2 separate regions of the Mus musculus genome follow, and region 1 is linked to region 2. The links are chromatin contacts, found by Hi-C in ENCODE. All regions are on one chromosome and are shown on one strand. Each heading gives the region's core, a stretch centred on a gene start or an enhancer-like site at or near the end of the contact. The rest is flanking DNA. Distances are from core to core; before and after follow the strand shown. Region 1 overlaps Ppm1d (protein phosphatase 1D magnesium-dependent, delta isoform). Region 2 holds the start of Znhit3 (zinc finger, HIT type 3).

The links. A loop is a pair of places that touch in the nucleus more often than their neighbours do.
Region 1: a loop to region 2 is called in a map of v-Abl transformed pro-B cells, with 2.6 times the contacts of the local background. The contact joins the enhancer-like site here to the promoter of Znhit3 in region 2. A Hi-C loop is called at or near these places in 1 of 37 maps with a recorded cell type or tissue (v-Abl transformed pro-B cells).

The regions. Positions count from the first base shown.
Region 1 is chr11:85,326,893-85,331,397 of GRCm38, reverse strand. Ppm1d (protein phosphatase 1D magnesium-dependent, delta isoform) reads right to left here. Exons shown (of 6, transcript NM_016910.3): 2 at 4,306-4,505. Among named protein-coding and RNA genes, the nearest start is that of Ppm1d, 18 kb to the right of the region's middle. Within about 2 kb of position 1,679, at least 1 of the 3 ENCODE cell types and tissues checked has a DNase peak (open chromatin) inside an H3K27ac peak, as active enhancers do.
Region 2 is chr11:84,913,675-84,918,309 of GRCm38, reverse strand. It overlaps Znhit3 (zinc finger, HIT type 3), which reads left to right and starts at 1,944. Exons shown (of 5, transcript NM_001005223.3): 1 at 1,944-2,054; 2 at 2,180-2,211; 3 at 4,025-4,099. The coding sequence starts at 1,969.

The sequences.
Region 1 (4,505 bases), core at 430-2,929, 410 kb before region 2:
GCTGCTTCTCTGGTTTTTTTTTTTGTTTGTTTGTTTTTTTTTTTAATGTCAATAGAGGTGCTAGAGAGATGGCTGAGTCTGTAAAGTGCCTGCCATGAAAACAGGAGATCTTTGGGCATGCTGGTGCTGCTGGTACGTGCTTAAGATGAATGCAGGCTGGGGAGGCAGGCAGCAGGATCCCTGGAGGTCAGCCTACACAAGGCAGCAAGGCCAGGCCAAAGACAGAGACATCTCAACCACCAGGTGAACCAACCAGTTCCCGAGGAGTGGTGACATGGGTGCCTGGGTGGGAGGATCATGAAATTTCAGGTCACCTGGACAACATAATGAGAACCCCATCTTCAACTATAACCAAAGGGAGCAGCAAGATATTCTGCTTGCCACCAAGCCTGAAGACTTAAGCTCAATCCACTGGGTCCACATATTAGAAGGAAAAAGCTGGTTCTGCAAGGTGTTCTCTGACCTTTATGCATGCCTAAACACACAAATAAATGTAATAAAAAAAACTATACATAGACAGAAGATATGTAAACCAGATGATATGAAGCCTTTCCCGTCCCCATTGCTGGGAACTGAACACTGAGCCTTGGGCATGGCACCCACCTGACTTGCCTCTAGCCCAACATACAGATTTGCCAGATAGTCTCACTGTTCATAAGAAATCTGACACACTGCTACATGTGTCACCTTCTTATAAGTTTACTGTATGTGAGCAGCAGGACTCTATCTCCCTAAACAAAATGAACATTAACTGGCTTCACAGCCTGGAAAACTAGATTAGGGATACAGCTCAGTTGTAGAGCACTTGGCTAACATACATGAGCCCTTAGGTTCAATACCCAGTACTGCAGAATAAAAGAAAAAACAAAAACCTATCCCCGAGGACAGGATAGTAGTGATGGCTGGATACACTGAGGCCTTTGACGGTGCAAACCTGTCCACCTGAACTGAGACCTCCAGGACTTATGTAAAGCCAGACATAAATGCAGGGACGTCTGTAATCCCCGCACTCCTCCTCCAGGGAGATAGAAGACAGAGAAGGGGGAATCCTTGGAAGCTTTCTGGTCATCTAGCATGGGGAATTCAGCAGGAAAACAGCAAAGAAACCCTGTGTTACAAGGCAGGGAGCAATGTCCTAGTTGTCCTCTGACCTCCACACTTAGCCGGGTACACACACTCCCAGACAAGACTGACAGGGAGAGAATCCGTAGACAAGTTCACCTAAAGAGAGAACGCAATAAAATCAAAGGCCACACCAGGAGAGCCGAGCAGCTGTAGGAAATGGTCAATCTGCCCTGTCCTCCGTTAACACAGGGCTAGAAAACACTGTGAGTAGGACAAGGGAACTGGTTCTATGGCTTAATTTTTATTAAACTTAAGCAGTCACATGTGGCCAGTGGTTATCACTGATACGGTGACAGTTGAGCTGAAACACATTAAAACAGAGTATCCAAAAATGTCAATATAAAGCAGAGTTGCAGAAAGTCCCTTGTTCACCTTCCTTTTGGAGACTAAGTTCATCTTTCAGTTCTAACACCAAGGAGAGGTGGAAGACAAACGGCGGTTGCTTTCTTACTTTTCTTCAAAGCTGAAGCTCAGTGGGTAGAATGAAGTAAACTGGCCACTCACAAGAACATCGTCACACAGGAGATCGCACTGAGGATGAATGCCAGCATTCTGTCTTCCAACCGCCTTAAAGCCCAAGTGTTCTCTCTAAACATCTAACATGACAGGTGAGCCTCAGCACAGAGCAATTCCAGGAGCTGTCCCCAATACAAATGTACTGAGAGGTCCCCTGATACTTTATTGGCAAGGATATTATGGTCTTTGTGTGTCTGAGAAACAAGACAAATAATGGTACTGTTTGCTTAAGAAAAAGTCTAAAACCAAAGCAATGTTACAAGATACTACTTTTCCCGCACACTCTGTTGTTGCTCTGTATTAAAAGGCAAATGGAGAGGAACAGCCTGCCATGCAGAGAGCTGACTGCGCATCAACAGAAGGCTACAAAAACAAGAGTGCTGGCCAACAGCCTAGGCTGGGACTGAGGGAAGACAGGAAATAACTTATCATAAAATGGCTCAATTTTTGCAAAAATACACCTGCTCCCAAATGGCAAAAGGCATGTATCCAACTGTCCAGATGGTATTTTTAAGTGAAAAGGCAAAAACTATAAACTCTTTCTTTTTAATGAGATTAAAAATCAAAGAAAAAAGAAAAAAAAATCAAATCAAATAACTTTAAAAATTCAAGTTAAAAAAATAAGAAAATACTCAAGAAAAAAAAATCTTCTTAATATAATGAAAAAGCAAAAGGCCTTCCAATATTAAACATGTACAGGAAAAGACCAGTGGCACAATTAAATGGCAGAGATTGCCTACATGTGCAAGGACTGGGTTTGATCTCCAGAAATGTCAAAAAAAAAAAAAAAATGCCTCAATTTAAAAGATTGTGAGGGCCAAGTATGGTGGCCCAATCAGGAAGCATTCACATACAATCTCTGTGAGATCAGAGCCAACCTGGTCTACCGCCAGAGCTACATAGTGAGACCCTGTCTCAAAAAATAATAAGTAGGTTGGAGAGATGGTTCAGCGGGTAAGAGCACTGACTGCTATTTTGAAGGTCCTGAGTTCAAATCCCAGCAACCACATGGTGGCTCACAACCATCCATAACGAGATCTGACGCCCTCTTCTGGTGCATCTGAAAACAGCTACAGTATACTTACATATGATTGACTGATAGATAGATAGATAGATAGATAGATAGATAGATAGATAGATAGATAGATAGATTGATAGATTGATTGATTATGGGGAACTGGGAATCCAAGTCAGCAGGAGGTGCTTGCTTAGCTTGCATAAGACTCTCAGTTCAATCCCAAGTAACACACACACAATCTACCACAAAGAAAGAGAGGGAGATGGGCTGGTGAGATGGCTCAGTGGGTAAGAGCACCCGACTGCTCTTCCAAAGGTCTGGAGTTCAAATCCCAGCAACCATATGGTGGCTCACAACCATCTGTAACAAGATCTGACTCCCTCTTCTGGAGTGTCTGAAGACAGCTACAGTGTACTTACATATAATAAATAAATCTTTAAAAAAAAAAAAAAAAGAAAGAAAAAAGAAAGAGAGGGAGGAGCTTGGTGGCACATACTTTAGTCCCAGTACAAGTAGGAGGACCTCTGTGAGTTTGAGGCTGGCCCATACTGTGTCTCAAAATAAATAAATAAACAAACAAACAATTGCATTGAAATGTGTGTGTAACCAGCTATTGCAACCAAAGGTAACATTCCATGACAGTCTAAAGACAGAAGATATGAAAGACTAGCTGTCACCTACTAAACACTGCGAGTTCTGCAAAAATGCCAAAGCATACCAGTTCTGTCAATGAAGCATTTTCTCTCACTGTAGACACATACATACATACATATATACATACATACATACATACATACATACATACATGTCCCAAGAGACTTAAAAAGAAGAATGCTTTTCTAAATATCTAGGATTATGATAAGCTGTAAGAATAGTATCTGCCAGGCACATGGCATACTCTAACTGTTCTGCTCCATGCAGATTCTGAAGGTCTTATGTCAGTATTTATTTGAAAGGCTTTCAATAAAATTTTACCTATTGTTACTTGAGATATTACTTCTCATTTAGAGCCATTTTCATCAATAAAGCAATTCAAAATAATAATGTAAATGTGATATTTTTACAACAAGCAAATAAAACCGCATAATACTAGAAGATTAACTGCTTTAAAAAGGAAAACAGAGCAAGTATAGTTGCCCATGCATGTAATCCCAGCAAAGCACTTGGGAGGAAGAGGCAGGAAGATCAGAGTTCCAGGTCAGGCTCAGCTATATAAGATTCTATCTCAGCCAGGCGTGGTGATGCACGCCTTTAATCCCAGCACTTGGGAGGCAGAGGCAGGCGGATTTCTGAGTTCGAGGCCAGCCTGGTCTACAAAGTTGAGTTCCAAGACAGCCAGAGCTACTCAGACAAACCCTTTCTCAAAAACACCAAAAAAAAAAAAAAAAAAAGATTCTATCTCAAAAAGAGAGTGGAAGGCAAGAGGAAGGATTCATGTATAATCCCAGACCTGCGGAAACTACAGCAAAGGGCAACAAGCTGAAGACCAGCCTAGGCTACACAGTGAGTTACAGACCAGGCTGGCCTACACAACTACCTTGCCTCAATTAAAAGGGAGTAGTGGGGGAGATGTAGAAAGACAAAAGACAGAGTAGACACAGTTAGCTAACCAGAACCAAAATAAGACAGACAAAACAAATGATCACCTGCCGCCAAGTCCTTCGATTCTTTCTCTTTCCTTGGGAAGTTCTGGCTTGTGATCTTGTGTCACCTCCACAGCTCTCACAAAATCATCCTTTGGGTCATCCTGAATTCCAAGGACCACCCCAGAGTCACCTACATGCGCTACATACATCTTCATGCCCCGTATTATAACCACACTGGCAGTTGTCCCGGACGTGCTGGG
Region 2 (4,635 bases), core at 695-3,194:
TCTGACAGTGATCCCTGAAGCTAGGGACCTCCAGAATAGAGGGAGCAGCATCTCCACCACAGGAAGTGTGTGTAGGAGAGATTCTCGGTTTCAGCCATTACATACAAACACACAATACAAATCCGGGTGGTCTGTGACAGTTTATACCCTTGCCACACAGGACACAGATTCAAATGTGATCATGGATGAGTTGTTGGCCTTCTCTGGTTGTCCCATTTTAATTTGGACCTTCTGGAAACCAAAGGTCACATCTCTGTTGAAGACTAGGAACGAAAAGGGTTATTGGGTCAGTGTGAATTTGTATTGGATTCTAAGCAAGCTCTTGACGGGCTGACGGGAGCAAAGAGAGAGCCAAAGGGGCCTTCTGATTTAGCGGAAGGACAGTGTTTTGGGCCTGGAGAGCCTTCCAGCGGTCCCATGATACTAAAGAAGGACTCTTACTCATTTCCCATCCTTTCTACCGAGTCAGACCAAATTGTCAGTAGCAGAGATCCAGGAGATTAGACTCCTTCCGAGTATCATGGAAATAACCCTTTTGCCAGCTACAGGTTAAAAAATATATATGTATGATTTCCATTTGTCTTTCAATAGCTCAAGAATTTAGGTCTGGACATCCACTTTAATTGATAAAAGGGCTCAGGTAGCAACCAAGCCCTCTAAGACACTCAAAGAGTGGGAGTCAGGGCTCCAGGCACTGCCTAGTTTGCAGCAGCTCCATCTCAGCAGGCACAGATGCTCATGCGCACACTTATTAACAGGGACCCTAGAGCAGGGCTGGTGGAAACAGAGGCAGGCCGGCTCTGTGAGTTCAAGCTCAGCCTGGTATACAGCATGAGTTCCAGGACAGCCAGGGTTACACAAAGAAACCCTGTCTTAAAAACAAAAACAAAAACAAAAACAAACAAACAAATCAACAAAGGACCCTAGAGCCTGAATGGGCCACATAGATGAGGAGGAGGCATTTGGGAGAGGAACATGATTTAAGGTCCTGGAAGCTGGAGTTTAGGTTAGACCAAATTCAGAGCTTCAGAGAGGAGCAAGTTTCTTAAAGAAAACAGGATTCCAAGTAGGGCCTGGTGACACACCCTGCAACAGGGTCTCAGACCTTAACACAACTGACTCCACGATTTTGTCTATAACTAAAGTCTATAGTAGCCTTCAAGGTTAGTCATAGCCCATCTATTCTGACTCATTAGCCTGGATTCCTTTAGCCTAGCCACTGATCTGCTCTGCAGTCAGTCAACTCCACCATGGCTTGTAGTGGCATGAAGCACAAGAAAACCTACAGGCTCATTTTCAGAGTCGTGCAAATGCACGGCTTGACACTAAAATTCCAGTCTCTTCCTTAGTCCTTTCCCCATTCTGTTTTCACTTCAAGCCTTGTGCTCCTAGGGAAGAGACCGTCTTCCAATCATCCCCAGTGTCTGGACATTGTAGAACTCACAGTCGGGGTTCAACAAGCATTTGTCAGCAGCTCAGCCTCAAATGTCTTTTGGGCTGGGAGAAGTGGCTTAGCAGTAAGGACCGCTAGATGCTGTTACAGAGTTTGAGTCTTAACATTCACAGTAGGAAGTTCAAACCCGCCTATCTCTAGCTCCATTGGATCTGATATCTTTTTCTGGTCTCTCTTGGGGCAGGGACATCATTTACCCCGGCACAGGCGCACACGTATACAGTTTTTTTTTTTTTTTAATGTCTTTGATTAGGCATGGTGGTGCACACTTGTGATGTCAGTGTCAGGGATGCAGAGGCAGAAAAATCCTGAGTTCCGTGGCCTGATCTAATCAGAGGAAAAAAATCCTTGACGCAGCAGCTCTAAATGCACATCTACTGTATCGACACTCTACAGGTGAGGCCTAGAATAGAGAACAGGATCAATCCATTGCTTCTGACTGCCAATGAGTGCGGAGCGCTGTGATTGGCCCTTGTTTAGGTAAAAGAGTGAGCGCGGGTGTCTTCTGGGAAGTCATGGCGTCGCTGAATTGTAGGACTGCGGTCTGTGTGGTCTGTTTGGAGAAGCCGAAATACCGTTGCCCGACTTGCCGCGTGCCCTAGTGAGCCAGAGCGGGTAGTGGGTTCGGAGGGAGGCCGGGCTGCGGGCGGCGGCTGCGGGCAAGGGGTACGTGCTGCGGCCGCTCGTGCTGATCGTGCTGACCTGAGCCTGTCTGTCTCATTACAGCTGTTCGGTCCCCTGTTTTCAGAAGCACAAAGGTAAGACCCCGGGACACCGTCGCAGCCCTTGCTCCTTCTTTGTACCGTACAGGCCCCATGCCCCCAGGAACCCGAAGCGGGAGGATTCCCGCCAGTTCAAAGCCAGCCTGACTACAGACTGAGACCCTGTCTCAAATAATCCAAAGCAAGTCAGCTGCTTTCTTGGGAAAAGTCTTAGCTATTTATTCATCTTGACATTCTAGTGTAGCCCCTCACTATCGCAGAAACTGCCTTGGCTGAGGTCAATTAGCCAGCAATGGTTGTCTTTAAAATATGGTTGTTTATTATTTACAATAGGAGAAATTTTCTTTTTCTGTGTGTGGTATTTTGAGACAGGTTCTCCTCCTCCTCCTCTTTTTTTTTTTTTCCGAGGCAGGGTTTCTCTATGTAGCTCTGGCTGTCCTGGGACTCACTCTGTAGACCAGGCTGGCCTCGAACTCAGAAATCCGCCTGCCTCTGCCTCCCGAGTGCTGGGATTAAAGGCGTGAGCCACCACGCCCGGCTGGTTCTTTTTCTTCTTTCATTTTCCTTCTTTCTTTGTTTGCTTTTCAATAAAGGGTTTCTGGCTGCCTTCGAACTCGCTCTGTAGACCGGGCTGGCTTCAAATTCATAGCGATCTGCCTGCCTCTTGCCTCCCAAGTGCTGTTTTATTTTGTGCTGAGAAAGAGTATCTCAGATTCACTATATATTCCTTTTTTTGTTTTGTTTTTGTTTTTGTTTGTTTTTCGAGACAGGGTTTCTCTGTGTAGCCCTGGCTGTCCTGGAACTCACTTTGTAGACCAGGCTGGCCTCGAACTCAGAGATCTGCCTGCCTCTGCCTCGCGAGTGCTGGGATTAAAGGCGTACACCACCACGCCTGGCTGAACTATATATTCTATACTCCTCCCAGACTCACAATCCCCATGCCTTAGTTTCCTAATGCTGGGATTAAAGGCACAAGCCACCACGGCCCAGCTGAGACTGGCTCTTTTTTTTTTTTTTTTATGTAGTTCAGGCTGGCCTATCTATCATGATCATGCTTTGTCATCCTCAAATGCTAGGATTATAGGAGCCACCAGAACTGGTTAAAATAAGTTCCTGACCTATTGAGAATGGAGCTGGAGCGATGGCTCGGCTGTTAAGAGCTTCTTGTTGCTTTCCCAGAGGTTCTGAGTTTGGTTTTCAGCACCTGCCTACTATAGGCAACTTGTAGGTCCATTCCCAGGGGCTCTGACTCCCCTTCAGGGGCTCTGACTCCCTCTTCTGGCCTCTGTAAACACTGCATACATGTAGCACATTCTCCCTCTGTCTCTGCTGTTTTCTCCCACCCCAGGCTCAGACCTATCCCTGCCGAAATGCTTGCTTTCTGCTTGTGAAAGCTCGCTCCGTTAAGTCTCTGGGCTTCCTCAGGTAGACTTAGAGCAGACTTTTCTTACCTTATCCATGTGTTCCATGACTACTAAACCCCTCTGACCTGGGAGTTATGACCTTCATGTCCTAGCGGCACATGGGTGCACACATACAGTAACTGTTGATGAATTGTGTTATGTTTATAGAAGTCACTGCCATTAATCCTGGGGGAAGTCCTGTGAAGGTAGGGTGGGGCACACAACCACCTTGCCCAGGTCCAAGCTCAGTCGGCTTCCTCGCCCCTTCTGCTGGACTCGGAATTACTCACGGTTCTCTGACTGATCGCTTGGTTTGACCTGTCTCTCCCTCTGTGTGTCTCTACCCAGTACACATTCAGTACACTGGCCGTGATGGGGACTTGCGGCCTCGTTGGCTGGCATGGAGGGTTGTGTTTGGCTATGCCTGAAATTTGTGTCTCTCTCAGAGCAGTGCAGCTCTGAAGCCCGACCTGTTGAGAAGAGAAGAGCAGGGCCTCCTGTGAGGTCTGAGGAGAGCAAAGGTGAGGTGGTTGGGGCTTTTGTTGTTGTGTTTGTTTGTTTGTTTTTCGAGAAAGGGCTTCTCTGTGTAGTCCTGGAAATCATTCTGTAGGCCAGACTGGCCTTCCTTGCCTCTGCCTCCAGAGTGCCGAGATTAAAGGCGTGCACCACCACTACCTAGCATGGTGGTCGAGTTTAAACAACACACTTCAATTGATTTCAAAGATACTAAATGGTAAGGAAAGGAGAGGGGGTAAATGGACAGGATACAGGAGGATGCCTTTTTGGGGGAGCAGCAGCCTCAGCAGGGTGGAGTACAAACTAGCGTCCTGAAGCATGGCTCTGGGGAGGGGCCCTGGGCCTGGGGTTAGGCCCATGTGGGAGGCTTCCTTTGAATTAGGTCACCTCCTTGCTGCTGAAGTCGCCTTAGATTTCCAGCAGTAATGGGCTGTCCTCCACTCACACATTTCATGCATCCATGGATTCGTCTGTCTTTAATGCCTCCTGGGTGTTGTAGATCTGCACACAGCCCCTTCTGTGCCTCAAAGAGGTTCTTAAG